2 separate regions of the Homo sapiens genome follow, and region 1 is linked to region 2. The links are chromatin loops, found by intact Hi-C in ENCODE. Cell type or tissue: mammary epithelial cell. All regions are shown on one strand. Each heading gives the region's core, and the rest is flanking DNA. Links, peaks and the distances in the headings are about the cores only. Region 1 holds the start of LOC107986003 (a long non-coding RNA gene). Region 2 overlaps PER2 (period circadian regulator 2).

The links. A loop is a pair of places that touch in the nucleus more often than their neighbours do. Peaks named below come from ENCODE experiments on the same cell type or tissue, not always from the same donor. Only the 100,000 strongest peaks of a DNase experiment are listed, where the experiment ranks them.
Region 1: a loop joins it to region 2, with 21 times the contacts of the local background. A loop is called at or near these places in 3 of 110 quality-filtered maps.

What each region holds. Positions count from the first base shown.
Region 1 is chr2:238,455,085-238,470,177 of GRCh38, reverse strand. LOC107986003 (a long non-coding RNA gene) reads left to right here and starts at 9,315. Exons shown (of 2, transcript XR_001739969.2): 1 at 9,315-15,093. It also overlaps the pseudogene LOC100419686. RefSeq lists an enhancer at 14,852-15,093. In mammary epithelial cell, for the core only: a CTCF peak has its summit at 7,180 (motif pointing right); a DNase peak (open chromatin) is centred at 7,197.
Region 2 is chr2:238,250,861-238,265,953 of GRCh38, reverse strand. PER2 (period circadian regulator 2) reads left to right here. Exons shown (of 23, transcript NM_022817.3): 9 at 364-442; 10 at 2,896-3,002; 11 at 3,610-3,763; 12 at 4,117-4,225; 13 at 5,001-5,126; 14 at 5,901-5,985; 15 at 7,310-7,457; 16 at 7,554-7,678; 17 at 8,868-9,032; 18 at 10,043-10,297; 19 at 12,252-13,042; 20 at 14,193-14,355. Among named protein-coding and RNA genes, the nearest start is that of HES6, 18 kb to the right of the region's middle. RefSeq lists an enhancer at 1,671-2,171. In mammary epithelial cell, for the core only: CTCF peaks have their summits at 6,300 and 9,203 (motif pointing left); a DNase peak (open chromatin) is centred at 9,203.

The DNA of each region.
Region 1 (15,093 bases), core at 3,155-11,154, 210 kb before region 2:
CCCAGGAGTAGTAAAACATCCTTCTTCATCCTTTTGGGTGGCAATAAAAGCTGAGAGGGGAATTTGGACTTCCACTCCTCCTGACACTTTCTTAGGTGACAAAGTGTCAGAGGAAGCTTGAAAAGACAGGAGATTTAAATAAGATCCTGAATACCCAAAATGTCCAGGATACAACTTAAATTCACTTGTCATACCAAGAACCAGGAAAATAATCAACTTGAATGAAAAAAACTAGTAAACAGACACCAATATCAAGATGACACACACACGGGAATTACATGATGAGGGTTTTTTTATTTGTTAATTTTATTTATTTATTTATTTATTTATTAAGACAGAGTCTCGCTCTGTCGCCAGGCTGGAGTGCAGTGGCACAATCTCGGCTCACTGCAACCTCTGCCTCCCGGGTTCAAGCGATTCTCCTGCCTCCGCCTCCTGAGTAGCTAGGACTACAGGCGCCCACCACCACCACACCCAGCTAATTTTTTTTTTTTTTGTATTTTTAGAAGAGACAGGGTTTCACTGTGTTAGCCAGGATGGTGTCCATCTCCTGACTTCATCATCTGCCTGCCTCAGTCTCCCTACATGTTGGGATTACAGGCATGAGCCACTGTGCCCAGCCAATTAATTTTATTTTTTAATTGACAAATAATAATTGCACATATTCATGGGGTACATAGTGATGTTTCAATACATATAATGTGATCAGATTCAAGTAAATAACATACCCATCAAATGTTTATCATTTTTCTGTGTTAATAATATTCAATATCTTGATGAAGATTTTAAAGCAGCCATCATAAAAATGCTTCAACAAGGAATTGGAAACATACTGGACACAAATTTTTTTTAAACAGAAAGCCTTGGCAAAGAAATAGAAATATGAAAAAGAAACAAATGGAAATATTAGAACTTAAGAATACAATAACCAAAACAAAGACAAAAACTCACTGAATAGTTTCCACAACAGAATGGGGAAGACAGAGGAAGGAATCCGTGAACTGAAAGAGAGAACAATACAATCTAAACAACAGAGAAAAAAAATACAGACTGAAAAACAAATGAACAGCACCTCAGGGACCTGTGGGATTATAACAAAAGATGTAACATTTATGTCATGAGAGTCCTGGGAAAAGAAGAGAAAAAGGGAGGGACTGAAAAAGTACTCAAAGAAATAATGGCTGAAATTTCTCAAATTTGGCAAAAAAACACAAACTTATAGATACAAGAAGCTGAGCAAATGGTAAACAGGATAACCTCAAAGACATTCACATCAAAGATACATCATAATGAAACTCCTGAGAACTACGAACAAAGAAAAATCTTGAAAGAAATAGGAGATAATCGGCTGGGCACGGTGGCTCATGCCTGTAATCCCAGCATTTTGGGAGGCCAAGGCGGGTGGATCACCTGAGGTCGGGAGTTTGAGACCAGCCTGACCAACATGGAGCAACTCCGTCTCTACTAAAAATACAAAATTACCCAGGCATGGTGGCGCATGCCTGTAATCCCAGCTACTTGGGAGGCTGAGGCAGGAGAATCACTTGAGGTGGAGGTTGCGGTGAGCCAAGATCGTGTCATTGCACTCCAGCCTGGGCAACAAGAGCAAAACTCCATCTCAAAAAAAAAAAAAAAAACAAACAGAGAGATAATCAACACCTTACCTATGTGAAAGAAGCAATTCAAATGACAGCAGATTGCTCATGAGAAACCATGGAAGCCAGAAGGAAACGGCAGAAAATTTTTCAAATTCTGAAAGAAAAGAACTGTCAATGAAGATATCCTTCAGAAATGAAGGGGGTGATCAAGACCCTCTTGGATTCAAAAAAAACTAAGAAAATTTGGCACCACAAGACCTATCCTCAAAGAATGCTTAAGGAAGCTCTTGAAATGGAAAGGAAATGATAAAAGAGGGAATCTTGAAACATCAGGAATGAAAACAGAACAATAAGAAGGGTAAAAAAAAATGGGTAAATACAAGAAATTAGGCTTTAGGAAAACATTTTACAAAACATGTATGTTTTTTCAGGCCCTTGCAATGGTTACTATCAACAGATGTATGGACAATGAGTACTTGGGAAATCACTAATTCTTTTTAGGTTGTTTGAAAAAGCTAATTTAGAAGGGGTTTATTTAGGTTTTGTAAAGAAAAAATGTCTTTCTGATTACTTTGTTTGCTTTTCAAAATATCATCATCCCTATTTATGAGTCAGATTTTCCACAGAGAGCATTACATACTCATAAAAACTTGAATTTTATTCCTGAGCTTATTCCAAATACAGTTTCCAGATTTAGCAAATAAAAAATACAGGAGGACCAGTTAAATTTAAATATTGCATGGGACATAATTATAATAAAACGTATGATTTATCTGAAAGTCAAATGTAAGTGGGCATCATTTAATCCTACAGGATTTCCTATCATCAGTGTTGGAAAATAAATAAAAGTCCATCTTCAGAAATGCCTCATTGCCATGATCCTATGGTTTGAATGTATGTGCCTCCCCACCAAAAATTCATATATTGGAACCTAAGACCCAAAGAGGTGGGGTCTTTAGAAGGTGATTCAGTCATGAGGTCTCCTCCCTCAAGAATGGATTTGTTCCCTTATAAAAGGGCTCCAGGGCTGGGCACAGTGGTTCATGCCTGTAATCTCAGCCAAGGGGCTGGGAGGCTGAGGCAGGAGGATTGCTTGAGCCCAGGAGTTTGAGACCAGCCTTGGCAACATAGTGAGACCCCATATCCACACAAAAAAATTTATTTTTAATTATCCTGGTGTGGAGGTACATGGCTGTAGTACCAGCTCCTCAGGGGGGTAGAGGTGGTGGGGATCACTTCAGCCTGGGAAGTCAAGGCTGCAGTGAGCTGTGACTGCACCACTGCACTCCAGCCTGGGTGACAGCGTGAGACTCTGTCTCCAGAAAACAAAATGGGGGGGCAGCTCCAGCGAGCTAGTTAAGTGCCCTTCCTCCCCCTCTGCCATGTGAGGACACAGAAACGAGGTACCATCGTAGAAGTACCTGGCCCTCACCAGACACTGAACCTGCCAGTGCCTTGATCTTGAACTCCCCAGCCTCCAGGACTATGAAAAATAGCTATGATTTTTAATTATCCAGTCTCAGGGACTGTGTTACAGCAGCAGGAATGGACTAAGACACATAGATTAGGATATTGTGGGGGCTTTTGACACATAGATTAGGATATTGTGGGGGCTTTTTTAAAGTTTTAACTCAGAAGGGTAAAACTTATCTCCTTCTAGTGGTCTTAAGAAGTAGAAGGCTTTAGAGCTACTCGGGCAGAGATCAGCTACGGGTCTCTACACAAGAAGGACCCACCACCCCCCCTCCAGCACACCTCCCTACCCTGGCTGTTGACCTGTACTTGTTCACTGATCACCTCTGCCGCCTCCTCCAGGCATGAAGATGACAAACCTGTACACAGACCCTTCCCCCAAATGTTTGTTGCTAGGCATGTCTAAGATTACAGGCCTCTGGTGAGAGATTGGGGTGGGGTCACCACTCAGCTGGGAGGGGAGGGAAAGGTTTCCTGGCAGAAGCAGCATCTGAAGTGGGGCATCCAAGAGAGAGGAAGGGCCCTGCACAGCTGTGCAATGAGCAGGCCGTGTGGTCAGGGGAAGTGCACAGCTCTCCATGCTGGGGCCAGGAGACAGGGCACAGGGCTGGCTGGCCACAGCAATGGGTTGGGAAGGCGAGGGCCAGTGGATTGGCAACCCTCCTCAGGAAGCTTCTCAAGTCTCTCCCCAAGTCCTCCATCCTGCTGTTACCTGGTTACTGGGACATCAAATGTGGTTTGCACACCTGGAATTCCGATTGGGTTTTACAAGCCGTGAAATGTGAGCTCTCAGCGCAGCACGACCTCTCCCGCCCGGGGCCCCTCGGTCCTCTAGAGCCGCCCTGGAGCCCAGGGCTCACCACAGCTTGGCTCAGAGCCCAACTGTGCCTTCTAACGCAGTGTGGATATCCTGTTTGGGATTTCAAATCCATAAATGCACATTTCCCAAAAACCCCTTCCCAGGGATGCTGGATGGCCAGACTCCCACGTACAAGACCTGCAGGGAAAGCAGCCTGGGAGAGCCACAGGCAGCCCGGGGCGCGCGGATGGCAGGGTCTCTGCAATGGGCTCCCCAGAGGCTATTTTAGTCCACAAAATGAATTCATTTTTGTTGAAAAACATCATTCACTCATTCCTTCACTGACCAGCATTGATAAAGCGCCTACTATAGGAAGGTTCTGAGAGGGACAAGGACGCACAGCAAACGAACAGGCTGCCTCATTCCAAACCCAGGCCGCTTGCTTCTGTAGAAAGCATCCGTTACTCTTCTAATCCACTCTTAGTTCCTCAACGAACAGGCTCCTCTTCAGCTCAGAAGGCATAGGGCACGGCATGAGACAGGCCCTGGGCTTGGTCCTGGCACCGCCAGGGCGGGGGCCCACCACAGCCAGCTGTGTCTCCTCACCTCCCTAAGCCTCAGTGTCCACAGTGAAAGCCGAGACTGAGCTAGACTCCACTGGCTGCTCAGGGTCTGAAGGTCAAAGCCGGAGTCAGCCCTCGCTGTTGCTGCTGTTCTGACATTCACCGACCCTCAGGTTGAAGTCTCAGAAGGGCCATGAGTCCGTTCTTCCCTGGCGCACGTAAGACAGGTAGGGGCTGACTCTGCCTTCTGTTCCTCTCCAGGGTGACTGTGCTTTCACATGGCTGTGATGGAACCAGGAGACATGATATGCAGAAGACTGGTCCCTGGAGAGCAGAGACTGAAAACACTGGAAGAAGGAGGGTGATGATCACTGCATGCCTCCTGCCTCCACAGGCAGAGGTGAAAGAAGAGGAACCTGAAACTGACCATTAGAATATGGGGCCCAGGAGACCCCGGTCAAAAGCACAGCATTCAGAGATCCAACAGTGGGAATACATTGGAACTCAGGTTTCCAACTGATAATCTAATCTTCAGGGGACCCACCTTGTGTATAAAGTTCTCTTTCCTGTAGGAAACAAAGAATAGCTTAAATACCTGAGGCCTTGATTCCGTTAGGCCTGTAACATCTCCTGACTTCCACCAACAGAAGCTGGAGTACCTGGGGGTCACAGAAAGCTTCTTTCCTAATTTTTTTAAATGTACATGAAAGTGAGTCACATAGGAAAAGCCTGCTGGGATTGTCCAGGCCATGCACTGTGTGGAAGAGGCAACTGCATGATAGAAATCCTGCATTTCTGCAATGCCAAGAGACATGGGGTCCACATTTTACCACCTCTGATGCCAGGGTGCGTCACACCAGCGATGGCGGTGTCAACTGTGATTGGCATAGTCAGTGATGTCATTTATCAACACTGGTATCCCGGATGCAGTGAAGCGTGGGCCAGACATGATGCTCCGTGTCTGAGCTGCATTGCGTCGTTTATCCCTCACAACATCCCACAAACGACATCGCATTGGCAGCCCCACTTTGCAAATGAGGAAACAGAAGCTCAGTCAGCTATAAAACGCTCCCAAGGCCCCCCAGCTAGGGCATATTAGCACCATAATCTTAGCCCCGCTGGCTCTGAAGCCTCAAGCTCTAACTAGGATGCCACAGCACCACCCTCATTCAGGGTCCTGGGTGTGGCGGGGAGCGGGAAGAGAGGTGGAGGAGCCATGACAGCCAGTGCTCACTGAGCATCTCTCAAAAGACAGGCATCGTAAGGTGCCTGCCTGCTGGCCCATCCAGCTGTCCTAACAACCCTACCAGGCAAGCACTGTGTTATGCTTCCCATATTGAAATGAAATTAAGAAAACAATCCCATTTACAATAGCACTAAAAGGAATAAAATACTTAGAAATAAATTTAACAAAAAAGAGCAAGACATGCACCCCCAAAACTATAAAACATTACTGAAAGAAATCAAAGAAGACCTAAATAAATTGGAAGATATCTTGGGATAATGAATTATTAGACTTAATATTGTTAAGATGGAAATATTCCCCCTAATACTCAATGGATTCAACACAATTACTATAAAAACCCCAGCTGCCTTTTTTTGAAGAAATTGACAAGCTGATCCTAAAATTCATATGGAAATGTAAGAAACCCAGAATAGCCAAAATGATCTTGAAAAACAACAAACTTGCAGTACTCATACTTCATGATTTCAAAACTTATTACAAAACAACAGTAATCAAGACAGTATTGTATTGCCATAAGGTTAGAAATACATCAATAGAATTGAGAGTCCAAAATAAAACCTTATATTAATGGTCAATTGATTTTCCTTTTTTTTTTTTTTTTTTTTTGAAATGGAGTGTCCCTCTGTCCCCCAGGCTGGAGTGCAGTAGTGCACTCTTGGCTCACTACAACCTCCACCTCCTGGGTTCAAGCAATTCTCCTGCCTCAGCCTCCCGAGTAGCTGGGATTATAGGCACCCATCACCACCCCCAGCTAATTTGTATTTTTAGTAGAGATGGGGTTTCACCATGTTAGCCAGGCTGATCTCAAACTCCTGACCTCAGGTGATCCACCTGGCTTGGCCTCCCAAAGTGCTGGAATTACAGGTGTGAGCCACCACACCCAGCCATGGTCAACTGATTTTTGACAAGGGCACCAAGACAACTCAATAGAGGAAAGAATAGACTATTCAACAAAAATAATTGCTGGGAAAACTGGATATCTACATACAAAAGAATGAAGTTAGGCCCCCTACCTTACACCATATGTACACATTAATTCAGAGTGGATCAAAGACATAAAATGTAACAACTAAGAGACTATAAGACTTGGAAGAAAGCATGGGAGTAAACCTTCATGATCTTGGATCGAGCAATGGATTCTTAGATCTGACATCAAAAGCACAAGTAAAAATGAAAAATAGATAAGTTGGACTTCTTCAAAATTAAATGCCTTTGTGCTTCAAAGAACATCATGAAGAAAGTTAAAAGAAAACCTACAGAATGGGAGAAAATATTTGCAAATCAAATATCTGATAAGAGAATCATATCCAAAATATATAAAGACCTCTTCTAAGTAACAATAAAAAGACAACTCAATTTTAAAACGTGCAAAGGATCTAAACATACATTTCTCAAAGGACATATGTAAACAGCCAAAGAGCACATGAAAAGATGTGTGGTAGTATCACTCACTAGGGAAATGCAAATCAAAACCACAGTGAGATACCAATTCATCCCCACTAGGGGGAGTAAAATCAAAAAGACAGACAATAACAAGTGTTAGCAAGAATGTAGGGCAATCAAAACCCTTGTGCATTGACAGTGGGAATGTAAAATAGTTCAGCCACTGAGAAAACCAGTTCAGCAGTTCCTCAAAAATTAAATATTGAGTTAATATATGACCCAGCAATTCCATTCCCAGGTATATACTGAAGAAAACTGAAAACATGTATCTATATAAAACTTTGTACCCAAATGTTCATAGCAGCCTTATTTGCAATAGCCAAAAAATAGAAACAACCCAAATGTCCATGGACTGATAAATGGATAAACAAAATGTGGTGCATCCACAGAGTAGAATACTATTTGGCCATGAAAAGGAAGGAAATTCTGACACATGCTACAACATAGGCAAACCTTAAAAACATCATGCTAAGTGAAAGAAGCCACTCACAAAAGGCCACATATTATATGGTTCCATTTACATAAGTATAAATGGGATAGATAAATCCATAAACACTGAAAGCAAATTAATTGTAGCCGGGCCCTGGCAGGGACAGAACTGGGGTGTGAGTGCGAATAGATATGAAGTTTTTTGTTGGGGGTGATGGAAATGTTCTGGAATTAGACAGTGGTGATCAGCGCACAACTTTGTGGATACGCTAAAAACTGTTACACTTTAAAGTAGCATACTTTAAAATGGTGAACTTTATGGTGTGTGATTGTATCTCCACAAAGGCATGTAATTCGCTGCCACCAATGGCATGGCCTTGCTCAAGAACTCTGGAGGAGGTCCAGGCATGGTGGCTGACACCTGTAATCCCAGCGCTTTGGGAGGCCAAGGCAGGAAGATCACTTAAGGCCAGGAGTTTGAGACGAGCCTGAACAACATAGTAAGACCCTGTCTCCACCAAAAACAAAAAAATTAAAAATTAGCCAGATGTGGTGGTGAGCAACTACAGTCCTAGCTTTCCGGGAAGCTGAAGCAGGAGGATCGTTTGAGCCCAGAAGTTCAAGGCTGCAGTGAGCTATGATCGTGCCACTGCATTCCAGCCTGGGTGGCAGAGTAACACCCTGACTCAAAAAAAAAAAAAAAAAACAAAACACCTCTGCGGGTGGGAGGTGCTGTACTGGGTGTCTCGTACTGTGGCTCGGTCTTGTCCAAGACTCCTCAAAATATTTGTGTATCTCCCATACCCCAGGGCAGTACTCACGTAGTGGACATTGATCCTTTTGAGGAATGGCTAGCAAAACCAAGACTGCCTTGATCCCCACAGCTGTCGCTTGTCCACTGACTCAAGTCCCATCACAGTCCTCCCTCCCCCACCAGCCCACCCCTGACAGTGTAACTGGAGCAGTATTTCTAAAATACAGATTGGGCTGCATTACTTCCTTTCTTGAAACCCTCCAGCTGTTCCCCATAACCAGTCCTAGTTAAATGGCCTCATATTAGAATCCACTGGGAGGGTTTCTAAAACTATTGAGGCTCAAGCTCAACTCCCAGAAATTCCGATTTTACGGCTGTGGTCAGCAGGTAAGAGGCTCCCGGGGATGGCCACATCCTAGTTCACAGAAGCTGTGAATATGCTGCTCTAACTGGGGTTGCCGATGGAATTAGTGTGGCTATTCAGTTGCCCTTAAGAGAGGGAGATCATCCTGGATGATCTGGTTGGCCCAGTGTCATCACAGGGTCCTAAAAAGTGTAGGAGGGCAGCAGAGTGGAGCTCAGAGTGATGTGGTGTGGGGAGGACCCCCAGCCAGGACTTTGTTGCTGGCTGTGAAGATGGAGGAGGGGGCTACAAGGCAAAAATGTGGGCAGACTCTAGAAGCTGGAGAAGGCAAAGAAATGGAGTCTCCCTGGCATTTCCAGGAAACACACAGCTCTGCCCACATCTTGATTTTGGCCCAGTGAGGCTCATGTGGGGCTTCTGACCTATAGAACTGTAAGATAACAAATCTGTCTTGTTTTAAGCCACAAAGCTTGTGTCATCTGTTAGTAACAATAGGAAACTAACACACAGTTGATCCAGACAATGCCCAGGCATCGGGAGCTTTTTAACACACCTCAGGCACTGTGCAGCCAGAATTAAGAACCACTGACCAATGGTAATATTCCTCAGCTTTCAGCATTCACAAACACAGACTTCTCATTTTAAATAGACATTTTTAATGATCACCCATTTTAATAAATAAAACGTTTTTTCATTATTGTCAACTACCTCACTTTCATTTCTGAGAGGGATGAAGGGATGACCTTTTTGCACCCTTCACCAAAGCATCTGTGTCTGGTTCAGTGATGGCTAAGTCCAGCTAAAGCACAGGTCTCACTTCCAGGCAGTTTCTTTGCTTATTCTTTTTTATTCCTTTTTTAAACTAAATCAGAAAATTTTAGCCTACAGTTACAGGTTTTCAGAAATGACACCCATCTGTGAGACGTTCTGAACATTTGGATCAAACGTGATGCTAAACCTTTGGAGCTGTCCCTGAGGATGACTTACAGCGTCATCAGACACCACACTGGCCCCCCTCGCAGCCTGGAGACTGGGACAGAGCGGATTGGGGGAATGGCAGCAGATGGATTCCTTGTTCACTCTTTGAAGCATTTCACTCTAGAAAATATTTTCTTCATGTTCTGTAGCTGCATTTGGACATGATTTTTAAAATATGCCAATAACATCAATTTCTCCAACAAAAGGCAGTGGGTTAGAAAGAGCCCTTGTAAGAAATCCTGGTACTAGCCAGGCATGGTGGCTCACACCTGTAATCCCAGCACTTTGGGAGGCTAAGGCAGGTGGATCACTTGAGGCCAGGAGTTTGAGACCAGCCTGGCCAACATGATAAAACCTCATCTCTACTAAAAATACAAAAATTGGCCAGGCATGGTGGCTCACGTCTGTAATCCCAGCTACTCAGGAGACTGAGTATCACTTGAATCCGGGAGGCAGAGGCTGCAGTGAGCTGAGATTGCGCCACTGCACTCCAACCTGGGTGACAGAGACAGACCCTGTCTCAAAAAAAAAAAAAAAATCCCATTACCTGACATCACCACCAATTGTGGTCTCTCGCCTTGAAGCAGAAGGTTCACACCACTCCACGTACTGGATCCATCAATGAGGCACGCCCCAGGAACAAGCCACATGGCTCTAACTGCTTATTTGATTGTTTGACTGAAACTTGAACTCAGAAATGACCTACACTTAACAAGGTTGAGATGCTAGAGCTTTCCCAGCATGGAGGAGGGATTCCAGAGGCGTAGGGAGATGGGACCATTGGACTGGGTTTAACATGTGTGACCCGCACACCTCTCTCTCAACTACACACTGCAAGAAGGCTCCAAAGCACTCTCACTTTCACTTGGGCACTGAGAAATGCCTGGGAGCACCTGCATCCCTGAGAAGCTTTGCAACTGCTCTCTTTGGCAGGCAGGTGCGATGGCAGGGACACTGCCACTGAGCTGGGCTCTCTGATTTCAATGGGGATGATAGGGTTCCAAAGGAGCAGAGGCCAAATGCCAGGACTTGACCAGCAAAGACCAGGCGGCTGCGTCTGCCAAGGGAGGGAGCAGACACACGCTGGGGATCAAAACACCCTGGTCCGCAGGGCTCTTTGCCAGTGGCTAATTGAACATGGTATCCCTAGGAATACAAGAGGACTGACTGACGGAATAAAGCAGAAAACCTTAGGTCTGGGAGCCAAAAATCTGACTTGAGTCACAGCTGTGGATAGCAACAGCCTCTCTCCCAGTTCCCAGACCTAGCTCAATTCACAGGCCAAGATTCTTGAAAGTAAGGCTGGGTCCCCTGAGGAAGAAGCCTGCAACACTGCTTCAAGCACATGACACGCCTCCTCCTCCAGCCTGCAGATCATTCCCCAGTGCTCTGCCGGGATCCAGGAGCACACCTTCCTTGCCAGCTGGCACAGGGCTGATGAGCCTGTCAGTGGGCGGCTCTGGAGGGACACTGGTAAGAGGAAGGGGTTTCTCTTCCTAGTTCCACTGTGCTTTCCTTCCTTCCGACTCCCTTGGCACTCGCGGGTATGTGGGACGCCAGTGGAGTTTACCTCCAGCAGGTTTCAGCAGCACCCAACACGGAGCATCCTGGCTGAGTTCTGCGGCTGTCCCAGGCCTCCCAAAAAGTTCAGCTGCCCCACAGGCAGCCGCCCAGCATTCCCCGGGAGCCCAGCCTGCTCCAGCTTCCCAGCAAGTCCAAAAGCATGCCCTGCAAGCAGCTGTCCCGCAAATTTCTTTGGCATCCCAGCAAGTAATTTCCTGCCCACAGCTTCACCCTACCAAACATGAAGCCCTGGCCCAGGGCAACCCAGTGAACTTCTCCACCCTGGACTAGGCTGCTTTCGATTATTCGCTCCGCCCATGAGAGTGGCTGTGGGACACAGGTCTGGAGGTCCTCAGCATTTCTGTGCACTGTCATCTCACAGAGCAGCTACTGAACATGTGTGAATGCCCGGTTAGAAGGGGCACCTCCCCTAGGTTTGCTGCAGTCTCCCCCACTCCCAACTATTCAGACCTAGTATTCCTGCACTATGACTCCTACGTGGCCCCAGCAAGTCTTACCATCAATGACACCGCCCACCAGCTTCTGCACTTCAGGGCACCTGGCTCCTGGCAGTCCCAGGGAAAAGCTTCCCCACACGGAACTGGAATGTGTGAGACACATCCCTGGATACAAGGGACCAAGCTCAGGATGCCCCAAGACGTGCTGGGACTGTCCTACCAACCACTCTCTCCTCAGGGTGGCCTGGGCCCAGAAACAATCCTGACATCCATCCAGGCCACAGCACTGAGCTGCACACAGAGCCCTTCAGTCATTCCCAGGTCTTACGCAACAAACTTCAGCCAAATGGACTGAGAGCTCTTCCCTGTATCCTATTGCCTCCACACCCCATCCCTACCTCCAATGATGGCAGATCCCAGTTCTGTTCTCAGCCACTCCACATAATAAACAAAAACCCCCAAGTTAAAGGTAGCCTAATGAGGCAGGCAGTTCCCTTAGAAGTTTGAGGTGGAAGCCAGACAAATCCACCCAGAGTCATATGAGGCCAGCAACATCCATGAAAAAATGTAAACCGTCCCTGTGAGCCACAAAAAGACCCTGGCTAAGGTCCCCTTAGCCGAAGCTAGGTCATGTCCACGCCCCATCCATCCAATCAGGGAGAAGGGAATGGGGGCTCAGGCTACGTGGGTTTCCCTCAAGGGACTGGAAAGAGCATAGTGGGGTGGCTCAGGAGTCCCCGGCAGCTGGTAGAGGAGGACAGTGATATGACTCTGGCAAGGGCTCTGGGCAGGCTGGAATATGCCATGTAGCTCCTGCAAGCTTCCCACAGACCCAGCACCATGCATGAGCAGCACCCAATGTGGACATGTGAACAGAAGTTCAACTTCTGGCTAAGGCTATCCCCACAAAGGCTGCTCTCAAGGCCATCCCCACAAAGGCTCTGCTCTCAGATCTCCTCTCTGGCATGCGCTGTTAAGTCAAACAAGGACAGTGCACATTCCCTGCACACCTAAGGTCCTCCTCCAGCCAGAACTTTCTAGTGCAGAGTGAGGTGGGGCCCTTGGCTGAAGGTTTCCTCACACTGGCTGCACTCATAAGGACTGGGTCTCTGGTGAACATTTATTCCAGTGCTGAATGAGGAGGTCTCTGTGGTAGAAGGCCTTCCCCTATATCTGCATTCATGAGGTCTTCCTTGGATGGGATTTTGCCGAGGGTGAGAGGCTGGACCTGCAACTTAAAGCTCTTCCAAACAGGCTGTACTGAATGGCTTTTATGCAGCGCAAGCCTAGGATTTGGCAGGAGGTTCCTTCCATTCATTGCACTCCGAGCAACGCTCTGGGTGATGCACATTCCAGGACTAAATCATCAAGCATTTTGAAAATTCCATTCCATTCCCTCCTGCCAAAACCCCCCAAGTTAAAGGTGGTTAGGGTTAGGGTATGGTTCTCCGTTGAGAATTCTGCTGTGAGATGAATCAGAGCTCCATTCATTTATGTTATTTGCTGCTTTTAGGATCCTCTCTTTGTCCTTGACCTTGAGAGTTTGAGTAGTGTATGCCTTAGGGTAGTCTTATTTGGGTGGAATCTGTTTGGTGTTCTAGACCTTCCTGTGCCTGGATGTTTAACTCCTTCTCAAGCTTTGGGAAGTTCTCTGTTATTATTTCTTTGAATCTGCTTTCTACCCCTTGCCCTTGCTCAGCATCCTGAACACCCATGATTCTCAGATTTGGTCTTTTGAGGTAATTTTCTCTCTTGTAGGTGATCTTCATTCCTTCTCATTCTTTTTTCTCCTCTGTGTATTTTCAAAGAGACAGTCTTCAAGCTCACTGATTCTTTCCTCTGCTTGGTCCATTCTGCTGTTAAGAGCCTCTAATGAGTTCTTCAGTTCAGCAAATGTATTTCTCAGTTCCAAGATTTCTGTTTGATTATTTCCATCTTTGTTAAATTTCTCTGATAAATTTCAGAAGTGATTTTCTGTGTTCTTGGTGATCCCTGAGTCTCTGTAAAACTGCTATTTTGAATTCTTGGTCAGAGAGCTCACAAACTGTCTTCTCGTTAGGGTCACTAGATTTTTGCTTTGTCCTTTTTGAAGAGGTCACAGTTCCCTGTTTGCTGTTGTTTCTTGTGAGTATACATCTGTCCTTGCATTGAAGGATTATTTATTCCAGTTTTCTCTGTCTGGCTTGTTTTGGGTTTTATTGGATATTTTTGCTTAGCAAGTCTTTACCACTAGGTCACTGCCTCCTTTTCAGCTCCACATGGCACGTTAAGCCCAGGCTCACCTCAACTCCAGAACATGATGGGAGCTTTGCCTGTCCTGAACTGGGAAGGTCCCAAAGGAATTATCCCAGCAGTGTGACAAGGCTGGTGAGGGGTTTGTGCCCAAGGGAGCTGGGAAACATACCTCCTCCAGTGGCTGCTGCTGAACAGCCACTCTGATTTGGCATCTCCTGTGGCTGTTACAGAGCAGTCTCTCCAGGGCTGGGGATGGTAGTTCCCCCTCCCCCATTTGTCACTGCCTGTCCCCACAGATTTCCCTCTTCAGGCAGTCATGCTGCTGCCTGTCGGTTAATGCAAGGACAGGTCTCCTGCCAGGGATTCTAGCATGGTGGGAAAGCTGGTTGACCACCTCAGTCTCACCCTTCCCAGTGTAAAAACCGGTGAGTCGGTGATATGGTTTGGCTCTGTGTCCCCAGCCAAATCTCATCTTGAATTATAGTCCCCAGGTGTCGAAGGAGGGACCAGGTGGGAGATGATTGGATCATGGGGTGGTTTCCCCATGCTGTCCTCGTGAGAGTGAGTTCTTATGAGATCTGATGGTTTTATAAGTGTTTGACACTTCCTCCTTCACACACACACTCTCTCCTGCCACCTTGTGAAGAAGGCACCTGCTTCCCCTTCCACCATGATTGTAAGTTTCCCGAGGCCTCCCCAACCATGCAGAACTGTGAGTCAATTAAAGCTCTTTTCTTTACAAATTACCCCGTCTCAAGCAGTTCTTCATAGCAGTGTACTAATACTGTCAGGGAAAGATTCTCCACTCAATTGTTGCTAGGCAGAATCCGGGGAAGGGGCATCATGGGTGCGCAAGTCTGGCTCTCCTACCATCTGCCTGGAGTTTTTTCACTTCTTTGTGGCCCCAGAATCTGTCTCATACTCTTTTTGAGTCCTGGGTTGTTGCTGGTGAAAATCTCACACTGTATATTTATTTTGGTTTTCTGTTGGGGATGTGAAGCCAGCTTGATTCTATACCGCCATTTTAAAGCTGAAAATCCTCCAGGGCTAAATCAGAGCAGACCTTTGGCGGAACACTTTCTGTGCATTTGTAAGGACTTTCTATAGTGTGAACTCCCCGATGCTGAATGAACTTAGCGATATGGCTACAGGTTTTCCAACCTTTACTGCATGAACAAGGCCTTTCTGTT
Region 2 (15,093 bases), core at 4,205-12,204:
GCAGCCTGGGCAACGCAGCAAGACTCTGTCTCAAAAAAAAAAAAAAAAATCGTAAAGATGGCCTTCCAGCTTTATTTTGCTAAGAGTAGTCTTTACGTGGTCCGTGTGGTTTTGTTAACACGGCAGTTTCGATTTACTAGACTAAAACTAGCATATAAAGAAGCTAAGAAGGCTGGCCAACGATCCCACAACCAGCATAAGGTTCTCAGTGTGGCAGTCTCTGTTGTTCAGAGTCCATGTTTTAATTTTTTTCTTTAGCTGCTCATTACTCTGAATCTACAGGGTGTTTTCTGGTAGTTTTAATATAACATCAAATATGCATTTCTTAGGATCACAAATGTGTGCAATATTCTGTTCTTTCAGCCCCTAGAATTCCTCCTGAAAAGAGAATTTTTACAACCACCCATACACCAAATTGTTTGTTCCAGGATGTGGATGAAAGGTACGTGGTCTTGACCCACCCCCTTTTTCATGTTTTTGATATAAAAGCTATTTAGCCAAAGCCAAGACTGCATCTTGGTTTTATAATTACATGATAATGGACAAAAACATGTAATTATATACAGGCAATGAAATAATTATGGAATTACACTGAAAACTTCCTAAGATATGCACATGGTGTAATTGAGGCTTTCTGGAGAGCTGTTGATCTAATTGAGCCTGTCTTAATTCTCCCATATAAACCCATTCGGAGTGGATAATGGTCCAGACAGAGGCGCTGTTGCCTGGGACCAGTGTCAGGGTGGAAGCCGGAGATGCCATTGGCTGGATCCCAGCAGAAGTCTATCTTCCAGCCTGTGTGCTAGAGGCTTCTCCAGGGGACAGGATTTTCTCCATGCCTCAGAGCCCCACTTGGGTCCCTCTCTCTGGGTCTCCCCCTCAGGGTGCTGTAGCAGGTGCGAACAGTCCCAGTGAGATTTGGGAGCACCCATGTTCTGAGTGGCTTCTGCCCCCACCATGCATCTTCTCCCAGCTCCTCCACAAATGCATGAAGACTCCAAAAACACTTGGGCCGGCTAGGTGCAGTGGCTCACACTTATAATCCTAGCACTCTGAGAAGCTGAGATAGGAGCATCACTTGAGGCCAGGAGTCTGAAACCAGCCTGTTTGAAACCAGGAGTTCAAAACGTAGCAAGACCCTGTCTCTGCAAAATAAAATAAAAATTAGCTGGGTGTGGTGGTGTGCACCTGTAGTCCCAGCTACTCAGAGGCTGAGGCAGGGGGATCACTGAGCCTAGGAGTTCAAGGCTACGGTGAGCTATGATTGCACCACTGCACTCCAGCCTAGGTCACAGCAAAAGACCCTGTCTCAAAAAAATAGAAAGAAAAAAAATGTGTGGGCCACTGGCAGTAGTCACCGAAAAGTGACCTCAGAAGATACCACAGGAAGTGGACCAAGAAGCACCAGTGTGCTGGGTTCCTAAAATGAACCAGGTCACCTAGAAGCTGGAGGATCAAGACCTCTCCCTCCTCTACTCTTGGCCCAGGGACACAGGCCCCCATCCTTGGAGTCAGGGCCACACAGCTTCCTGGGGAGGCTCTATGGGTAAAAAGGGATCCGTCACTTCCAGCTCCAGGTGGCTCAGGTGTGTCCGCGGGGCTGCCTGGGGCAGAGCCAGTTTGCAGATGCAGGCTTCTGGACACCACCCTGCCCTGTGGAACCAGGATCTTGGAGGGCAGGGCCTGGGGCCGTATATGTAAAGCAGCCTCTGGAGACTTTTCTTCCTTCAGAGATCTGAGAACTGTCTCTAACCCACTCCCATGCCAACTTGGTGTCCAGCTCAGCCCTGTGCAGGGAGGTTGGCAGACAGGTTCACCTGGCATGATGGGCCACAGCCTGCAAGCTCTCCTTGATGAAGCCTTGTGTGTGGCCTGGCTCACAAAGCCCAAGGACAGCCAGGGCTCCCCCTCCTCCTCCCCTCCTTCTTTTCACCCTCCACCCCCTTTCTGCTCCCTCCTCTTCCTCCTCCCCCTCTTTTTCCTTCCTGTTCCCCCACTCCTCTCCTCTTCCTTCCTCTTCTTCCTCCTTCAGCAAGGCCTTGATGGGACGGATGCCAGGAACATTCTGTATATCCTGTCCAAAGGAAAACATGAGGCCTGAAGAGAGAGCCTCAGACAAGAAGGAGGAAATCAAAGAATAACGCCAGGCCCTTGAGAAAGTTCTGCACCATGGTCTAAAGATTCACAGGGAAAATCCTTCTACACAAGCAGCAGAGTTTGAGGAAACATTGGTTTGGATGCAACAAGTGTTAAGAGGCAGATCGGGAGAAGAAATGGTCGGTGGAGCCGGCAGAGGGCGCTGGACACAAACAGAAGCAGAAGGTGCTGCTGAAGTTCAGCTCCGTCCTGCAATGGAGCAAAGCCACAGCTCTGGGAGGAGGCATGAGCTCAAAGGGCAGAGGCCCAGCCAGCCACCGAGACTCCAAAGAAGCCACAGTAAACCAACTGGATGCTGAGGCCAAAGTCACACGAGACCAGGCTGGAAAAGAAGCACATACAAAGGGTTTTCCGAGGCCCAGGCAAAACTTGTTAAGCAAAAATCCATGCCAGGTCACATGTGGCCAAACTAATGAATGACACTGAAAAAGAAAAAGATGCTGGAAGGAAGAAAACAAAAGCATGATCATGACTTATCTCTTGGGAGGTGAAACGCAGAGCTGAAGCACTCAGGCCCCAGCAGAGGGAGCCTCCTTCAGCGTCCTGGACAGTGAACCTTCGTTTGCTATTGATTAAAAGTCTAGCTGGTTCTGTTAGTCCAACTTTTGATCTCCGGGGGTGGGGGAGGGGGTGGGGTTTGGAGTGTATCTTCTCTTTCCAGGGAATAAGATGGTTCTTAGTGACAATCTCCTCATCTGTTTGGATGCCAATCCTAGCGTGTGTCTGCTTGCCTTCCAGGGCGGTCCCTCTCCTGGGCTACCTACCTCAGGACCTGATTGAAACCCCAGTGCTCGTGCAGCTCCACCCTAGTGACAGGCCCTTGATGCTGGCCATCCACAAAAAGAGTAGGTCCCCTTTTCATGGTACATCCTGAAGTGTTTGGCGGAAGTTCCTGTGTCCTTGGGGCTGCTTCTTGGGACCAGTCTAGCTCTGACAGGTCAGATCAGCTAAGGACAAGCAGGTGGTAGACGCCCGCCTCGCCGCCTCCCTCCTGGCACTGCAGTGCCCAGTGGAGTCGAGAGAGAGGGGTAAACTCATGTGAGTTCCTTTGTGGCCAGTTGTTTCTCAGTCCGTGGCCTGAGTCCGTAGCATCTTATGTTTACTGTTGGCTTCAGTGGCGCATGGGAGGAGGGGAGACCAGTTCATCTGTGGCTAGGAAGGTTCTCACCAGGCCAGGGGAGTGCACAGTGCATGTCCTCACCAAGCCCAGCCCTCATAGATGCAAGTGACACTAGCAGAGGTGAAACATGGGATGAAACAGCTCCTGCTGGAAACAGCCTCCTGGTAATCTACAGCAAAAACAGGAGGTTGAAAGCAGTGGCTTTGAAGAAGTGTTCATACCCCTACAGTTTGCAAATGATCCTGGGCCTGAGTGACTCTTGACTTGTCTCTCTCTACTATAAATCCTGTTTGCTCCCCTTTTCCCCTGAATGCTGGCTTTTGCTCTCCTAGTCCTGCAGTCAGGCGGGCAGCCTTTCGACTATTCTCCCATTCGGTTTCGCGCCCGGAACGGAGAGTACATCACGTTGGACACCAGCTGGTCCAGCTTCATCAACCCATGGAGCAGGAAAATCTCCTTCATCATTGGGAGGCACAAAGTCAGGGTGTGAGTGCTCCAAGGGCCCGAGGTGGCTCAGGGGTCTTGGGCGGGGGTCTCGGGCTGTCCTCACCTCCCAGCAACAGATGGCATAGGGAGGGGCTGAGAGGCCAAGACCGAAACCTTGCTTCCTGCCACCAATCTGGAGCCCCAGACTGCTAGGCAGGGGTGACCTGTCCTCTGCCCCCAAGTGGGAGGGACCTCATTCAAGCAGAGTAGGGAGTGGACAGGCAGCAGCCTGGGGGGCTGCAGGGGAGAGGCAGAGGGCCCACCCAGGCAGGCAGCATGTAGTGGCTATACAGTCACGCCAGAGAGGTCCTCCTGTGGGGCCCCATCTAACAAGATGAATTAAAACCACGCAGGGGCCCTTTGAATGAGGACGTGTTTGCAGCCCACCCCTGCACAGAGGAGAAGGCCCTGCACCCCAGCATTCAGGAGCTCACAGAGCAGATCCACCGGCTCCTGCTGCAGGTGGGTGTGGTGCCTGCATGTCCTCCTCCCAGGTAGCAGCCTGAGAGCCCCCTGCAGAGGACATAGGCTCTGAACCCTGGTCCTGGCACACCCACTCAGACAGCTTCATCTGTCATTCTCTGAACATCCCCCAGGGGACAGTTTGGGCATAGACTGTGCTAGTCCGAGACAGTCCATAGTACCCTTGGCTCTCTCCAGCCTTGCATTCGACCTTGTCTGAACTGCAGCCCTGAGTGAGTAGCTGAAGGACGTGTGCAGACCCCGTGCTCTGACACAGGCTGCATAGTTCCAGAGTGACCTCTCAGTGGTGCGGGGGCTCATTCTAATCCAGAGCAGTGGGACTTAAGGGAGGGACATTGTACTCAAGGTCCCTAAAAAAAATCAGGCCCACTGCAGTCAACCCCACACCTGAGTAGGCGCCTGCCTGTCAGTTCCCGGAGACTGTGGAGTGAAGCTGTCATCGCATCTTGTTTGTTTTAAACCCATCCACAGAGGCGTGGCTGGCTGCAGCCATGCGTTGATGAGCGGGTTGGACACATTCCTTTGGTGCCGTCTCCTCGGTGACTGCATGTCTGGGTCGGGGCACCGCGGCTGGAGGCCAGGAGTCTACCTCTGGAGCTGACCCTGGGGTTCAAACCTCAGCTCCCCTGGTCTCTGCCATGTAGCCTTAGGCGGGTCGCCATCCTCTCTGCGAAACAGGGTGTGTTGGCAGGGGGCCACATGCATAGCTCAGCAGCCCTGGCTGTGTCTGTAGCGCTGTCTGCTGTCTCCCCAGCCCGTCCCCCACAGCGGCTCCAGTGGCTACGGGAGTCTGGGCAGCAACGGGTCCCACGAGCACCTTATGAGCCAGACCTCCTCCAGCGACAGCAACGGCCATGAGGACTCACGCCGGAGGAGAGCCGTACGTCTCCTTCCATTCTCCCTGAGAAAATGAGTTTGTGGATGTCCCTCCAGAGTTAAAAAGCACACTCAAGACAACCTTTGGCAGTTAGGAGGGGCTTCCTGATTGCAGCTGTTGCTGCTTCCTTTCTAAACTTTGTCCACTTGGGACTTTTTAATCTCTTAAGAGTTGAAAGAGCTAGAAACCATAGCTAAGTGTTGGTTGAAAATTATTTAAAACAGACAAAACAAGCAAAAGTGAAGATTTAACTAGGATAGAAAGAAGAAAATGTGGGCTGGGTGCGGTGATTCACACCTGTAATCCCAGCACTTTGGAAGGCCGAGGCAGGCGGATCACCTAAGGTCAGGAGTTCAAGAACAGCCTGGGCAAGGTGGTGAAACCCCGTCTCTACTAAAAATACAAAAATTGCCTTGCATGGTGGCGCGCCCCTGTAATCCCAGCTACTCGGGAGGCTGAGGCAGGAGAATGGCTTGAACCCGGGAGGCAGAGGTTGCAGAGAGACAAGATTGCGCCACTGCACTCCAGCCTGGGTGACAGAGCAAGACTCTGTCTTAAAAAAAAAAAAAAATGTAATGTGCCGTTTTGCTTTATTTTTTATTATTCTTTAGGATCATCAAATAGGTTTTATCTAGCTCTACACCTGTCAGATTTCTCATCCACAGTTTCCTTCTGTGTTGCTGAAATTATTTCAGCCATCCTCTGTTCTCACTTTGCCGGACAGACTGAAGGAGGTCTCCTAGAATGAATAATGTGTTCATTTTGTTTTTCTTCAAGGAAATTTGTAAAAATGGTAACAAGACCAAAAATAGAAGTCATTATTCTCATGAATCTGGAGAACAAAAGAAAAAATCCGTTACAGGTAAAAAAAAAAATATTCAACATTTCCTTACTGAAACTAGAGTATGGCCACATGAGAAGAGGGAACCTGGGTTAAATGCTGACTCTGGCTGGCAGGGAGTCTACCTTGTAGCCGTGTCACACCCCCTTCTGCGTTCAGCACAGTCTGCAGCTTCCAAGAGGCGAGAGCAGCCCAGTCCTGCACTCAGCCAGTGCAGGCACTGATGTCCACACTGGGCACCTGATGCCCTGCAGGCCTGGCGGGGTGTGGCTAGGTGTGCAGGCCTGGGGAGCTGTGACCAGTGTGCCTTCCTGCACCCTGGCCTGCCAGCAGGGTGTGCCTGGGAGCCACGGCCTGGGCCGCTTGTTCTTGCTGTACAGAGTAGCTGTATGGCTGTGTGTTTACACTTGCAAACCCTTCACTCACACACACACACAACTGCCGACGGTTTGCCCAGCATCCACATACACTCAAACCAAACCTGTCTGAAGTGGGGAGTACCACCCAGGGGCTGCCGACCCACCCCCACTGCAGCAGCCCTTTCCTACCACAGCGCCACACTTCCCAGGCAGCTTCACAGTGTCATGCGCGGGTTCAGATTCATGCTGCTCCTCTGTCCCGCATGTATTTCTCACACAGCATGCACACAGACACGTGTGCACACATGCATGCATCCCAGTCCCCTCCCCCTGGTGGGCCCTTGCTCATTCTCTGTGCTCAGGCCGAAGCCTCCCGTGGGGAACACTCTGGCCAGACACCGCTAGGACTTTTGGCCTTGGGGATGTGTTGGTGGACATGCTGCCTGCTGGACTCTGTGCTGGGTGTTGGGGACACGCTAATGAGCTGGACACAGCTCTTTGCTTGAGGGTCCCTAGGGGACAGGCATGTGATGAATGTCGTTGGGGCAAGAGTCGAATCTGCAGCACAGTGAGCAGGCAGTTGTCATCATAATTGTTACTAGCAGGGATCACCTTGAAAACACTGGCCTGGCCCAGGAGGAGCATAAAGTACGTGGGCTCTCATTGGCCCTGAAAGTTTAAGAGTTCAAGTGAGAACTGCTGTCTCCCACTGCTGAGTCCCTGACCCCTGGGGACAGCCTAGACCCCAGAGAGAAGCAGACACCAGGCTGGGCAGCAGCTCCCCCCCCAGGTCTCTCTGTGGACGGCACTGTGGTGCTCGTGCCCACAGGGCTGCCAGATGCCAGGCTGTCCCCAGGCTTCCATACTCATGAAGCAGATTCTGAGTCCCCAGCCCTGTCTTCAGGTAGAACGAAAATGCTTTGTAAATACACAGCGTTTTCTGTGGGAGAAAAATGAATGAAAGAACAATTTTGCCATTCCTTCAGAAATGCAAACTAATCCCCCAGCTGAGAAGAAAGCTGTCCCTGCCATGGAAAAGGACAGCCTGGGGGTCAGCTTCCCCGAGGAGTTGGCCTGCAAGAACCAGCCCACCTGCTCCTACCAGCAGATCAGCTGCTTGGACAGCGTCATCAGGTATGCCGGCATTTCCAGCCGAGTCTCCACCATCTCACACACCTTCCCTCCTCTCATGTTGTGTGGCCTCACCAGTGGTTCATGCCTTTCACACAGGTACTTGGAGAGCTGCAATGAGGCTGCCACCCTGAAGAGGAAATGCGAGTTCCCAGCAAACGTCCCAGCGCTAAGGTCCAGTGATAAGCGGAAGGCCACAGTCAGCCCAGGGCCACACGCTGGAGGTATCTAATCTGTGTAGAGCCATGTACATGTGAAATAATGTAAATCCTCTGGAGTAGAGTCAGACGTCCCCATGGCTTCTGTGGACACAGTGTAAGGGTGTAGGCTGTTTTTCAAATGATGAAAGTAGTTCAAAAGTCAGCACCCTTCTTAGGAACTAGAGGCAAAGATGGTTCTGTCAGAGCCTTGGCTTTGAGAACAGGAAGCCAGTGGGGCTACTGGAGGCCTGGGGCCGTCCCCTGACCCCCCTCATGCAGACACACTGCAGGGACATCTCCTGGTCCCCTTCATGCGGCCACACTGAGGGGCCGTCTGCTGACCCCCTCATGCAGCCACACTGGTCTCAAGTTGTCAGTCTAGGGCAGGCCCTCTTTCCAGTGTGTCTCAGAGGGGCCCTTGGCCTGAATGTTAACATGGCCCATAAATCACATTAAATCCCAGGCTGCTTAACACAACGCTGTCAGTGTTGCTGATGTTCACCACCAGGATTAGAAATGGTACCCCGGCTGGGCGCGGTGGCTCACGCCTGTAATCCCAGCACTTTGGGAGGCCGAGGTGGGTGGATCACTTGAGGTCAGGAGTTCAAGACCAGCCTGGCCAACATGGTGAAACCCCATCTCTACTAAAAATACAAAAATTAGCCAGGCATCATGGTGCATGCCTGTAATCCCAGCTACTTGGGAGGCTGAGGCAGGAGAATGGCTTGTACCTGGCAGGCGGAGGTTGCAGTGAGCCAAGATTGCATCACTGCACTCCAGCCTGGGTGACAGAGCGAGACTCCATCTCAAAAAAGAAAAAAGAAAGAAACAGGGTATCCCGGATTATGGTTGGCTCCTGACTGTCGGAAAGCCCCTCCCCACAGGCCTGCAGAAGGGCTGCCTGGCTGCAGGCAAGAGCCCCTCACCAAGTGTGCCCTGCAGCTGCCAAGCTGCTGCGCCTCCCTGCAGAGGCCTCAGGATTTAAGTGTGTAACTGCTCCCATTTCAGAACTTTCTCTTTTCCACTATTCTTCTATGAATAAACATTGGGGACAAATCACCCCATGCCTGGGCCAGAGCATCTGTGGGATGGGATGGGATGGGTTGTGTGCACCCTGGTGTGGAAGCTGTATGGGCACTTGGGTGTCGGTTTCTCATCTGCACAGTGCATTGTAATGACACACTAATGTTTGTTCCCCCTTCCTCTCATGAAGAGGCAGAGCCGCCCTCCAGGGTGAACAGCCGCACGGGAGTAGGTACGCACCTGACCTCGCTGGCACTGCCGGGCAAGGCAGAGAGTGTGGCGTCGCTCACCAGCCAGTGCAGCTACAGCAGCACCATCGTCCATGTGGGAGACAAGAAGCCGCAGCCGGAGTTAGGTATGACTATGGGCTCTTGGATCAGAGAGCAGTTTGATTTTTAACCATGAAAACAAGAAGTTTGCCATCTTAAATTTTTCTAAGTGCAGAAGAACTCCACCATAGCCCGATAGGGGGCGTTTCAGGAAATCCAGTTACGTAAAATGCAGGGTGGAGTGCGGCCAGCCAGGGCCCAGGCAGCAACCTGTCCAGGTCTCTGCTGCCCTGTGGTGCCCTCCAGTGGCAGTTGTCTGTTCTGGCATCAACGCAGGAGGGTTGATTGTGGTGCAAGATCTTATCCCCTTTAATTGGTGCGGAGAGCACTGGGAGCGAGGCCCCACCTCCCTCTTCCCTGGGCAGGCCTGGGGTTCTTTCCTCTGCCCAGCAGAAGGTGCGACCGTTAGCTCTCCCTGTTTGTGGACAGGAGCCAGTACAGGTGGTAAACAGATTTACAATGAGCGCATTGGTGGCTGAGTGTTCTTGTTCTTTAGAATATTATGATTAAAATGAATCCTGAATTTGTTCTTTACTAAGAAGAGGGAAATGATAAGGAAAAAGTGTATGTCCAAGATCCAGTCCCCAAGCCCTCCCTTTCAGGATGGTCAGTGGCCCTGCCTGTCCCTTGTCCTGTCTGCCCCATGGGCCCATAGGGTCCCATCTATCACCATGCCTGGTCCCAAACCCGGAAAGACTCAGCACGTTGATCCAAGTTTCTGGTGTTCTGAAAGCTAAGGACAGCCGAGGGATATCTTCAGCAGCAGAGCTGAAGCCCAAGGTTCCCCACGTTTCCGTTTGTTCAGCCCCAGGTTCCTGAGCACCTGGCTGTCAGGGCTGTCCTGCTCTGCTTCTTGCCTTTTGCCATGAACTTTCTCAGAAAGCTAAATGAAAACGCTGTGAGTCTCATCCTCATGCCACAGGCATCATGAAATTACTTTATACGTGAATGATTTGTCTTGTTCGTGAATATAGTGTGGCCTTAAAATAATAAACAGGGCACGTGTGGACCAGAGCCCTGGGTTCTTGTGTTACAGAGATGGTGGAAGATGCTGCGAGTGGGCCAGAATCCCTGGACTGCCTGGCGGGCCCTGCCCTGGCCTGTGGTCTCAGCCAAGAGAAGGAGCCCTTCAAGAAGCTGGGCCTCACCAAGGAGGTACTCGCTGCACACACACAGAAGGAGGAGCAGAGCTTCCTGCAGAAGTTCAAAGAAATAAGAAAACTCAGCATTTTCCAGTCCCACTGCCATTACTACTTGCAAGAAAGATCCAAGGGGCAGCCAAGTGAACGAAGTAAGTGATACCCGAATTAAAAGTGCGTTTTAAAAAACTTTATTCCTGTTGGTACTGAGTCCAGTGCTGGTTTCAAAATGTGAAATGTGTCCAGTTTCAGAAGCATTAACATATAAGACAGCTGTTGGAACTTCCCTGGCAACGCCATCTGTTTCTGTAGAACTTCCCACCGGGGGGGTGCTCTCGGGATGTCAGCTTGCATTCCCTGGGGAATAGTCCCAGGCTAGTGCCCGAGGTGGGAAGAACCATGGCAGGGCAGTGCTGCCATGTCCACATTTCTTGCCTGAGTAACCATGTGGGCAGGGGCCCCACCTGGACGGGACCTCCAGAGAATCAGCGAATTCAACCTCAAGATAGTGGGCATGTAGTGCTGGGCACATGAGGAAGGAGGGATGTACCATTTCTGGTGCCCTTCTCCCCAGGAGATGCACCCTCCTGACTGGGCCAGCCTCAGGGCTGGGCTTTGGACTCCAGAGTCAGGCAGAGTCCATGGTCATGGTGTGGGAAGCTGCTGTGTAGGCCAGGTGCCACTTGGGGGGTTGAAGGTCAAGGGATGAAGTAAAATAGATGAGCTTCTTCACCCCTTTCCTGGCCCAGAAGTCTGGCTCCTGATCCCCCAGTTCCTTCCCATACCCCCAGACACTTGTTAGAGATGGGGCCTCTTCCCTTCCCCCTGGGACGCTGGCACAGGGATCAGAGCCAGTGAGCCCAGGAAGCCACTCACCACAAGGACCCAGCTCCCCCGGGTCTCTGGGCAGACGCACCAAGGGAAATTTGTAAGAAATTAAGCCCACAGCTTCCTTGAGGATTATGTCTTCTCCACTCTTTCCTTTCTCTCCTTCTTCCCCAGATTCAAGAGTTACTGCCAGCCCATAGAGAACCTCTGTAGAAATTAGAAAAAGGTGTACTCCATGGCCATGAGCAGACCCACCCCATGGGACCAGCCTAGTGCAGAGTTCCCGCTCTTGCTTGCCCCCTAGACAACTCTGTAGCCTTATGCAGTGCACAGACTACAGAGCTGCCTAGGGCAGCCCTGCCAGACCCAGACATGACATCCCAGGAGCCCAGTGCTTTAGCCACTGTTCCCACCAGGGGACAGATTTCTTGTGAGAAGAACACCAGATAGAGAGGCTGAATTGCAAAACCTCCATTTACATAGGAGTTTGCCTTGGACTAGCCCATTTCCCTTCAGCACATCCCAAAGGCATGGGACTGCCTTGGCACAGCTGACAGATGTCCCAGACACCTGCTGCAAGAGCCCCAAGTCACTCCGCGTGATGTGAGAGGAAAACCAAAGTTCCCTGGATCCCCCTCCCACTCCCCAGGGAGGCCATGGGGACATACCCAGAGTCCCTCCTTTACCAATTGAGTCCCTCCATCTTCCTGAAGAATGCCTTACTCAGCAGCACTCGTTATTGCAGAGGAAGAATTTGGTTGCAAGGCAATGCTCCCCTCTGATCTTGCTCAGGCTGTTTGACAGGTGAAAGAGGAAACATCCCTCTTTAAGGAACAGTAGTGACAGTGCTTATAAATTGAAAAATAGAGGAGGTCAGTGGCTCTCCCGTTCAGATTTCACTAACCAATTTTTCCCCCAAATACTGGGGAACAGCAGAGACATGACAGCTTTTTAGTGTATTTATTTAACAAATAGAACTTTGTATTACCACTTATCATATTAGCATTTCATAAAAGAAAGGACATTTAATACCAGAAGAAAATAAGGAATGTGTCCTGCAATTAAGAGCTTGTAATTTAAGTTGATTCAATTTAGTTTTATGGAAAAACCTGATGTTTTGCCCTGATTTTTCTCACTTCACTGAGGATCAGGGAAAACCGCTCGGTGGACCAGGCAGGCCCTGGGCCAGCATTTGGAAACCCAGGACTGTTGAACGAAGAGGTGTCTTCAAATTTGGAGTTAAAATTTTAACTCCGAGTATTTGTTTTTCTGCATTAGCTGCCCCTGGACTAAGAAATACTTCCGGAATAGATTCACCTTGGAAAAAAACAGGAAAGAACAGAAAATTGAAGTCCAAGCGGGTCAAACCTCGAGACTCATCTGAGAGCACCGGATCTGGGGGGCCCGTGTCCGCCCGGCCCCCGCTGGTGGGCTTGAACGCCACAGCCTGGTCACCCTCAGACACGTCCCAGTCCAGCTGCCCAGCCGTGCCCTTTCCCGCCCCAGTGCCAGCAGCTTATTCACTGCCCGTGTTTCCAGCGCCAGGGACTGTGGCAGCACCCCCGGCACCTCCCCACGCCAGCTTCACAGTGCCTGCTGTGCCCGTGGACCTCCAGCACCAGTTTGCAGTCCAGCCCCCACCTTTCCCTGCCCCTTTGGCGCCTGTCATGGCATTCATGCTACCCAGTTATTCCTTCCCCTCGGGGACCCCAAACCTGCCCCAGGCCTTCTTCCCCAGCCAGCCTCAGTTTCCGAGCCACCCCACACTCACATCCGAGATGGCCTCTGCCTCACAGCCTGAGTTCCCCAGCCGGACCTCGATCCCCAGACAGCCATGTGCTTGTCCAGCCACCCGGGCCACCCCACCATCGGCCATGGGTAGGGCCTCCCCACCGCTCTTTCAGTCCCGCAGCAGCTCGCCCCTGCAGCTCAACCTGCTGCAGCTGGAGGAAGCCCCTGAGGGTGGCACTGGAGCCATGGGGACCACAGGGGCCACAGAGACAGCAGCTGTAGGGGCGGACTGCAAACCTGGCACTTCTCGGGACCAGCAGCCGAAGGCGCCTCTGACCGTAAGGATTTTCTGATGCTCTTTCCCCAAAGCAGGCAGCAAACAGCACACCTGGCAGGCCGGCCGCACATCCTCAGTTCAGACATGGGGGTTACACGATTGAGGTTTCCACCAAACCCTGTAGGTTTTGCCATGAATGTGTGTGCCAGAAATTCATGCTTCCCACTTAATCCTATCAGAGTAGATTATTCGAAGCCTTTTATTGTCGTGGAATCTGAATGAAGGAGGAGAGATTGTGATACAGACTCCAGAAAGCAGCATGTGACTTGACAGTATTTGTGGGCTTCGACTTTTTAAATGACGCTTCAGAGATAAAGCACAGTCAGGTTAAATACCAGAGCTAGGGCTCCTCAGGGTGTGGCGCCGGAGCCTGGCTCAGGTGGCCCCGGTGAAGGCGGAGAAGGAGGGGGACACAGCCCTAAAACCAGCGTGACCTCAGTTTCCATCCTCCGCAGGCGTAGGGACACTGTGTGAGATTCTTAACCAGTTAATGAAACGGTAGTTGTATTTGCAGTTAAACGCTTGTGTTTCTGAACGAGCTCAAGTGTGTGGGAACGCCAGCAGCAGTGCAGTCCGTAGGCCTCAGGCGATTCCCTGCCTTGGCCAGAGGACCTAGGGCTCCCGGGTGAGGAAGTGCAAGCATGTAGATCTGTGGAGCTTCTCCCAGTCCTCCTGCCACCTCCGGGCTCCTGCTTCTGGAGTCCTGGGCCTGCAGTCTGGGTTTCCAAGGAGAGGAGGGTCAGGGATGCTCCCCAGGCCAGGCCCCGCCCTCAATCCCAAGGCAGCCCCCACACCGGGTGCTGTGAGAGGCGTTTTCCCCATCCATGTCTGCTGCATGTGAGGAGGGGGCTGTGGCCAAGGAGCAGCCTGAGGCTTTCCCCCCTGGAGCCCAGGTATTGCCGTCTTCCATGTGACTCTCCGAAAATTAAATGTAACTAGACGGCATCCATAGAGCATCAGTGGAATTTGCACCGTAGGCCTGGTGGTGATGCGTGGTCTGCTCGTTAGGCCGTCCCTGGCCGTGAACCTTGCAGCCGCTCCACAGCACCCCTCCACCCTCACCCCACTCATGCCCCCCACCCCCACCCCGCTGCATATGCTGTGTCCTGACTGAGCCCCTGAACAGCAGTATCTGCTTCCTGTCCCTAAAGCGTGATGAACCCTCAGACACACAGAACAGTGACGCCCTTTCCACGTCAAGCGGCCTCCTAAACCTCCTGCTGAATGAGGACCTCTGCTCAGCCTCGGGCTCTGCTGCTTCGGAGTCTCTGGGCTCCGGCTCACTGGGCTGCGACGCCTCCCCGAGTGGGGCAGGTATGTTGGCCCTGGCGGGGTGTTAGGCACTTGGGAGGTTCCTGCAGGATGCACTGCTCCAGAGTCACAGGCCGGCCTCTGTGCTCAGAACAGGGATCACCGGCACTCCCCAAGCAGCTGTCAGAGCCCATGCAGACACCCACACAGACACACTCTCCCTGTTCAGCATGGCTGGCCCTAGCTAGTCAGAATTCCACATCCTCCCTGTTTGCTTCTGATTTCAGTGCCTACAGGCCTCACACCCTGGCTCCTTGTGGGACCAGCCCTCTGACTCCCCAGATAGTGGTTTGCCTTCCTGCTTTAGTTCCACTTGTGTGAACTGAGGGTATGGAGCACCTGCAAGCCTCTACCCGCTGGGATCTTTCACATGTGATCTGGAATCTCAGGCACCAGAAATGTACACACTCTCCACAAAATTGAAGCTCCCCTACTTCTCTGGAGTGAGCTTTCACCTCGCCTCCCTTCGCAGGCGTGCTGCACAGGTGAGGCTGGCTAGGGAGCGCTCCAGGCCAGCTGCCTCCCCTTGTGGGAAACTGCAGTGCCCTGTGGTCCACATGAGTGGAGATGGTGAGAGCTTGGGAGAGAAGGTCAAGGCTTCTAACACGCAGCTCCACCTGAGCTGCTCAGGGCTTCACAGGAAAGAATCGCCTGCATGGCACTAGCAGAGATCCTGTTTCCTAATTACCCAGAGCATTCAAGAAGTGGGAGAGAAGGGGAACATGCACCGGCATAGATACC